Linked DNA regions of Homo sapiens: region 2 is linked to region 1. Evidence: read pairs that join two places in POLR2A ChIA-PET (ENCODE). Cell type or tissue: OCI-LY7. All regions are shown on one strand.

What was found. Peaks named below come from ENCODE experiments on the same cell type or tissue, not always from the same donor. Only the 100,000 strongest peaks of a DNase experiment are listed, where the experiment ranks them.
Region 2: POLR2A ChIA-PET joins it to region 1 with 8 read pairs; 2 of 35 experiments call an interaction of 5 or more read pairs at or near these places.

What each region holds. Positions count from the first base shown.
Region 1 is chr2:68,719,618-68,723,617 of GRCh38, forward strand. It overlaps a transcript of ARHGAP25 not described here. Among named protein-coding and RNA genes, the nearest start is that of ARHGAP25, 13 kb to the right of the region's middle. In OCI-LY7, CTCF peaks have their summits at 3,346 (motif pointing right) and 3,548; DNase peaks (open chromatin) are centred at 2,054 and 3,354; H3K4me3 peaks cover 1,331 bases; H3K27ac peaks cover 1,223 bases.
Region 2 is chr2:68,531,376-68,535,375 of GRCh38, forward strand. The region is part of intron 6 of APLF (aprataxin and PNKP like factor); the gene reads left to right. Among named protein-coding and RNA genes, the nearest start is that of APLF, 66 kb to the left of the region's middle. In OCI-LY7, no CTCF peak of the experiment used is centred here; no DNase peak of the experiment used is centred here.

The DNA.
Region 1 (4,000 bases):
TTATTCAGCCTACCACAACTTTGCTGTCAGATACCATTTTAAGGTAACTTAATGATTATTAACACTACTGTTTAACAAGTGCCTGCTATGACCCAGGCACTTTACATATACATGAAACCTACTTCTTATAAGAATACCCCACAGTAGATATTATCACCCTATCCATGTAGATGAGAAGTCTGGGGTTCAGAAATCCCAGTAATGACAGAGCAGGGGTTGGTACCCAGACCCCCATGGGTCCCAGCCTCTGACCTTCTCTTGGTACCTGACTCATGCCACCATCATAATCACCTGTTTTATTCCCAAACTCAGAATAAGGTACGCCTATGTCCAGGTTTGTCCAGTGACCTGTCGCGTTCACTGATCTAAAGTCCATGCTTAAAGATTTCCTTTTGAAAAGGAATCTTTAATGTTACATGAAGACCAAATTGATGGTTTCGGTAAAAAGCCAGAGCAACTTCCTGTGCACTATCAGCTGACTGATCAGGGTTCTTTTCTAGAAATCACACACCCAGTCAGGGAAGGTCTCCATCTTCAAAATTACAGGAGTTAGACAGAAATGCTGTCCCTTGGCAGGAAGTGGCTTGAGAGATGCCACTCTAATGGGCTTCCTTGATAAACTGTGCCTTAAGGGTTTAGTGGAGCCATGGGATGAAACTGGGAAAAAACAGGAATTGCAGACATAGAAACATTTCAGTCAAAAAAAAAAAAAAAAAGAAAAGAAAAGAAAAGAAAAAAGAAAAAAAAAAGCTCCTATACTTGCTCTGGAAACTTTACTCTGTACAGAGATTAACTTCTTCTTAATTATGTAGCCATTATGTAGCCATAATCACTTTGTTGTTGGTATCATCCAAAAGGACAAGTTCTGGATGCATAATGGCTGCAGTCTGTTTTTTGCCTTTTCTTCACCTTCCTGATTCCCAAAGTCCTACAGTAAGGTGGGCAAAAATCTATGTAGTTTTAAAATTTGTAGGCTATTTTCTAATAGACTTTCTCTACGCTAGATGTTTTGGGGCATTTGAAGGTGATCCCAGTAGATTCCTCTGCTTGACCAAAATTATCTTTCAAAACTGAAATCGATTTTTATCTGGTGTCAGGATTATAACTCCCCCCTCTCCTACCTACCCCTTACCACAACACAACTTCCTTTCACCTGGGGAGTCTAAGCTGATCAAACTGCATGTGCCATTGTTTGCACACGTACTGGGCCACTGGGCAGGCAAGGAGGGGCTCCTTAAACCACACCAGAGGTTTTTGGTCCAGAACTGGTCACCACCCTCAGCATGTCACCATGCAGTGCTTTGTGGACTGAAATCCATCTGTACTCACAGATGTGGCTGAACGCAGAAACACTCAAAGCACCCCCAGACTCCAAAGCCTTACTGTGGCATAATATCCTCATTGCTTTTTCCCTCCTTATGTCCCTGGAGCTACACATGAAACTTCTTGGGGGCAACTTCAACTAATGCCAACTTGATTAACATTGGAAATAGTTATGTTTCAAATAAAAATGTACACAAGTTTTAATTGCACTGGCTACCTCAAATTTTCTGAACAAAGCTTTTTTGCATAAGAGATAAAGGTTGGTGACGCCTTTTATGAAATTGGTCCAAACTCATCAGAACTAGCAATCAAAAATTAATTCCTTGTTTTATTTTGAATTTTATACTTCATTGTAATGATCGTATTGTATATTTCTGAGCATTAGGTTTGCAACAACTCATGGATAAAGTATGGATTTCTGACCTGACCTGTAAGCAAATTACTCCTCCATTCCACACCTCTTTTCTGTGAAAAGGGATGACTTAATCTCTGCCCTATTTACATACAAAGTCATGATGACAGTCATGAGAAGGAATTGGATTTGAAATGGCAATGAAAGTCAAAGTGTTATCTTTGCCAGTGTGTGGACTCAGTTTACATTAAAGTTACAGGTTCCCACCAGCTCCTCCTCTCCCCAGGAGGTCTGGTGTTCTACGTGTAATCACTCAAGGTGAACCATGACTTTCATATCAGCAGTGAAATCAGCTGCTCTAGTTATTTCCTGTTCTGGCAGCACCCTGCTGAGCATCTCGTGATTTCAGGAGAGTAGAAGCTGGGTGGTGGAGCAGTCCAGGTTTGTCTTAAAAATACAGTTCTCCAGCTGTTGTATTGGATTTCCTCTCACAGAAACCTAAGGTCGACAGAGGATTACAAATTTGCCTTTCCATAACTTGGATCCCTTGCTCTTCTCTAGGTGTCGAGATTATAACTCTCTCCTTTCCTACCTACTCCTTCCCACGACACCACTTCCTCTCACCCAGTGTGTCCAAGCTGATCAAACTGGGTGTGTCATTGTTCGCACACTTGCTGGGCCATGGGGCAGGCAAGGAGCGGCTCCTTAAACCACACCAAAGGTTTGTGGTCCAGAATTGGTCACCACCCTCAGCACCTCAGCATGCAGTGCTTTGTGGACAGACAGCGTCCTTTCTCACTCTTTTGAGTGACCCTCCCCAGCTGGCTCAAGTTGGCCTTGCAGCCTGATAGGCCTTTTAAACAAGGAAAGGAAGGTCTCTCAGCACACTTTAACTTACTAGTTATTCAGCTTATTTTCTTAATAAGCCACAAGCTCTAAGGGCTCTTCAGAACTCCTAATTTCAACACTGGAAATTATTTTCTTCTCTTTATTAAGAATTTGCAGCCAGGCGTGGTGGCTCACATCTGTAATCCCAGCACTTTGGGAGGCCAAGGCAGGTGAATCACTTGAGGTCAGGGGTTCAAGACCAGCCTGGCCAACATGTTAAAACCCTGACTCTACTAAAAATGCAAAAATCAGCCAGGCATGGTGGCACATACCTGTAATCCCAGCTATTCGGGAGGCTGAGGCAGGAGAATCGCTTGAACCAGGGAGGCGGAGGCTGCAGTAAGCAGAGATTGCACCACTGCACTCCAGCTTGGATGACAGAGCGAGACCCTGTCTGAAAAAAAAAAAAAAAGAATTTGCTACATTCCAGACACTATATTGAGTGCTTTTTATATATAAGAAGTAAAGCTTAAAGAGGTTAAGCAACATGCCCAGGGTCACCCAGGCAGTGAGCTGAAGAGGTAGGATTTGAACCCACTCTGGCTCGAGGGCCCATGTCTCACCCTAGCTCAGGCTCCTGAACCTCCCAATTTTTCCCCATCAAGCTGGGCACATGAGCCCTCAAGGACAGCTTTGCAAAGCACCATGCAAAGTGCTTGAGGCAAATACGAGTGTCACTTGGTGCAGACACCCTCAGGCCAAGGTCAACAGCCACATAGGCTCCCCACTCTCCAAACGGGAGAGGTGCGCTAGGTCTGGAGTTCAGCTGGAAACACGTGGGCCTGTGCTCCAGCAGAGGGCTCCCATCACCTCTCTGCTCTCTTTTTTTATGAAGCAAGGGTGACAGCGCCTCTGTTTTGCTTCTTGAACCGGCCATTCCAGTGCTCATTTAGATGCACCGGTAATGGTTCATAGGAGTGTAGAATATCCAGCAAATTCCACGATGCTGGGTGTGGTCATGGGAGGCAGTGGTCATAAATGAAGTTCTTGCTGTGGGATTGTCAGGGAATCCAGCACATGACAAAGGGAGTTATCCATGATCATAGTAGTCTGTGATCATTCCCTTGGAAGAGACAGACAACTTCATGCCTTGAGAATGTTTTCAAGAAAGTGAAGTTCCCTAATCGGGGGCAGGGAGCCTATAAAGTTAGCCTTCTAGTTGTGGGCCATGCCACATCCTGGTGGGATGCAGCCCAGCTCACTCAAACCACATGCCGCTTAGCTGGTAAGCAGTCCATCTCTGTGTCACATAGATTCCCTGTTGGGCTTCCCAGTCCTTGGTGGCTGTTTCATGACTGTGCTGAGTCCTGCAGGCCTCTATGGTCTGTTGTATAATATTATGGCTCCTGCATCCAGAGGCTTCTTGGGCTTCTTCATTCCAAATGCTTTTCTCAGAAGCTGTCTTTTCTGTGCGGCACAGTCCCACACTGCTAGCTG
Region 2 (4,000 bases), 190 kb before region 1:
GGTCATGGAAGACTGTGCACCGAAATGATTGAAATGCCAACATCTACCTTAGAGGTTAGTCTTCGAATATATTCTCCTCACTCCTACCCTCTCTCCCAGAGAGAGGAACCAGCTTCTCACTGGAGCCTGTCTTCCAGCTACAGAAGTGGGGCCTGGTCGCTATACACTCAGTTCCTTTGCTTTACTTATGGAGGCAAGCTTAATAAATGAAAACAAAATGTTTTCTGGCTCACATATATTTTCCATAAAACTTATTAAAACAAAATTTGTTTTGTATAAACTTTGAGCCCTTATGTACTCTATTCTCTGAACTCTGAACATGTCAATTGACGTTGCCTTTTTTCAAGAGAAATTATTGTGTTCAGAAGAAAATCTGTAGTATACGTGTTTTCCTCTGTTTATCCCAACCCATAAGGTTTGATAATCACAAGAAAAACTTTGAGAAACATCTTAATTGATAGATTATAGAGAGGAGCAGATCCAAGATATTCAAGCTATTTGTGAGGTTTTGATGACATCAAGGGAGTATTACAACCAGGTCCGAGGAATGCCCAAGTTCTATTTGGCCAGTTGCTTTTCCTTCCCTTCCTTGTGAGGAAGATTTACCTCTTCTAGCACAGGAAAAATAAGGCTTAAATTTTCATGATCCTTTATGCAGGGCTCTCTGGTAAAGCTGAGCCAGAGAATATGACTTAGACTGAAAATCCCAGCAGAGCCTTTCCAAACCCCACCCTCCATCCCTGCCCAGTTTGAGTCTGAACACTGAACCTTTAGAACAGCTAGTCCTAAAGGGATAGCTGTAGTGCAGAGCAGGTGAGAGAGAAAACAAGAGGCTAGGTTCACCTATCTATTCTAATGGCAGGAGGTTGCCAGCTACAAAAAACTAACAACAGTTTGGCCAGGCCTACATTTGGATCAATCTACTTGGAAAGAATTACATTCTCTTAGGGAAAAGTAGGAGAATCAGTGGAGAGAAGGGACAAAAATCACTTATGCCCAACTAGACCTTGTTTCTGAGATTCTGATTCATTTGGTGTGTGGAGCCTGTGCATCAGTGGTATCTTAAACTCTCCCAATTTTAGTGTCCCTTCAAAATTAAGAGCTACTGTTGTATCATCATTGAACACCTCAGAGGAAACTGAGGCCCAAGGTCACATTGTTAGGAAACTTGGCTTCAAATGTAGGTATTTTCATTTTGGGTATAATGAATTTTTCTACCATACGTATTAGACTATGTAAAGAGTTTTGTGACTGTAGTAACTTCTCTTCATAAGACAGTTGTCAGAAATAGTCTATATTTTTCATCAGTTCTTGTATGTCTTTCTACAACTCCTTCCCAGTTATGTGACTTTCTAATTTAGATGTGAAAATGAGGGTACTTGAATTGATTAACTTTAGTGAAAAGGATGGTTGCCATGGTTTGAGTGTTTTTATCTCCTCTAAAGATTTATGTTGAAACTTAATCCTCAGAGCAACAGTATTGGGAGGTGGGCCTAATGGGAGGCTGTTTAGGTTATGAGGGCTCTGTGCTCATGAATGGATAATGCTGCTATAAAAAGGGATTGTGAAGCTGGATGCAGTGACATGCACCTGTAGTCCCAGCTACTTGGGAGGCTGAAGCAGGAGGACTGCTTAAGCCCAGGAGTTTAAGGCCAGCCTGGGTGACGTAAGGAGACCTCATCTCTAAAAAAAAGGTCGGGGGCTTGGCTTGTAGAAGTGGGTTTACACTCTTTCACTCTTCTGCCATATAAGGGCACAGCATTCATCCTTTCATGCCCTTCCACCTTCCCTCATGTAAGAATGCAGTAAGGAGCCTCACACCAGATGCTGGTGCCTTGATCTTGGACTTCCCAGACCCCACAACTGTGAGATAATAAATTTCTGTTCTTTATAAATTTTCAAGTTTGTGATATTCTGTTATCACAGCTACAAAACAGACTATGTATTTCCTTTATAATCTATATTATATTATAATCTAATGAGAACTCTTGTAAATGACAGAAGGAAGCCTAACTGAAACAACATAAGCGAAAATAGTATGGTAAAGTGTTTTAACTGTCTATTGCTGTGAAACAAGCTACTCCAACTCTTAGTGGCTTAACACAACATGATCATGTCAGTGATTATGATTATATTCTGCCTTATAATTGTGTGGGTTGGCTGGGGTCAGCTGGGCAATTCTTTTATGACATGTTTTTGGTGTCAGCTGGGCTTCATTCAGCTGAGAACTCAGCTGAAGATGAAGCATCTGTGATAGCTTTACTCGTGTGAATGGTGCCTCAGCAAAGGTTGATGGAATGGCTGGGGGCTGGCTGGGCCCACCTCCCTCCCTGTACCATGAAGTAGCCTAGACTGAGCATCTTCACCTGACATCTGGGCCCCAAGAGAGTGATGTCAAAGCTGTTAGATCTTTTAAGGCCTAGAACTGGAATTGTAATTTTTGCTGAATTCTTTTGGTCAGAGCAAGTTACCAGGTCTCATAGGGTGAAGACAGCAGTGTGACCAGTTCATAGAGAAGGGCCCTTGAAATGTTTTCAGTCACAGAGGTAATCCTGGCAGCTCACTAGAGGAGAGATTGGAAAAGAACAAGATAAAAGACTTGGAGGTAAGGGAAGAGATTGTGGCATTAACAAAGTGAAGAAATAGAGAATCTAAACTAGGGCAGTGACTTTAAGGATGGTAAGAAGTATTGGATTATAAAAGTATTCAGGAATAAAATTGTAGGACTTCTTGCTTGGATCTGGGGAGAGAGGGCAAGAAGGAGTAAAAAGCTTCTAAATTTCTGGCTAGCATGAATAGATGAAATATGTTGGCAGAAACTATGGCAGAGAACTCAGAGGCAGAATGTCAGTTTTGACATTTAGAGTTTGAGGAGCATAGAACATTGAGAAAGAAATGTCTGGCTATATGAGTTTGAAGCTCAGGAGTGAAGTTGGGGCTAGAGGTTAGGAGTTTTAGTCTTTAGCGTTAGTCAGTGTTAATGGGATTGAGACAGGACTTTTAAGGTAATTTGTCACCACAGACATTCTTGCCAGGAGCAGTTTGGAAACAGCAATAAATTACTTGATTTAAATTGTTCTAGGTGGAAGTTCTTTATCTTGTCCCTTCTAGTACATAACACTCAGATGGTTGAGGGGCAGGGGAATGGCTTGTTTGAGAAGTTAACCGGCTATTTTAATAGCCTTAATAATACATTCCCACCACCTCCAAACACCCAGGTCACCCTCTACCAGCTCCATGCTCTTCCGTCCCTCAGGTCTCTAACATGTATATTTACATTGTAGGGGATTTGGCCACTCTATCATGAGTCGCCAGCCTTCCACATTTAGTCCTGCCCATTTTCATCTAATGTAAGAAATAAGCAATGTGGGATGCTTAGGAAATATAGAGCTCTCTGCCTTTCTCCTACTTCTTCCAAGTACAGAGCAACTTCCATGTTTCCTGTTCCCTCACTCGTCAGTTCAGTGACTTACTCTAGCTCCTGAGCTTTTTAATTGGCACAGTGCAAATTTATGTCTCAGCAAACTTACAAATTACTGCATGTAATGGATTTTGGGGTCATTTATAAATAATTTAAACCATGAATGTTAAATTCTTGAATGCCAAGGGTGTACTATAAATCAATATTTCATGGAGTTCCATAAAGAGCATTATGATTTCCAGCTTTTGTGCCTCTTAAAATATATTCGAGAACCCCTGATCCATAGTATTGATATTTGGGACTTTAACATTCCTTTCTCTTTTAGAATAAGTTAACATGTTAAACCTATTCCTTGTGAGGATTTAAAAATAAAACAAACTCTTCTCTAATTCATGGAAGTAGATGGAGTTGAAATATGATACTATGGATTTTGTTATATTTCATTTTCATTGGCTTATTTTTTATTTTTAAATGGCAACATAATAGATGCTTATTGTCAAAAATGGAAGTATCAGAAGCATTTGAAGTAAATAATGAAAACCTCCATTTGCCTCATCCTTCGACCTCATTGCGTTACTA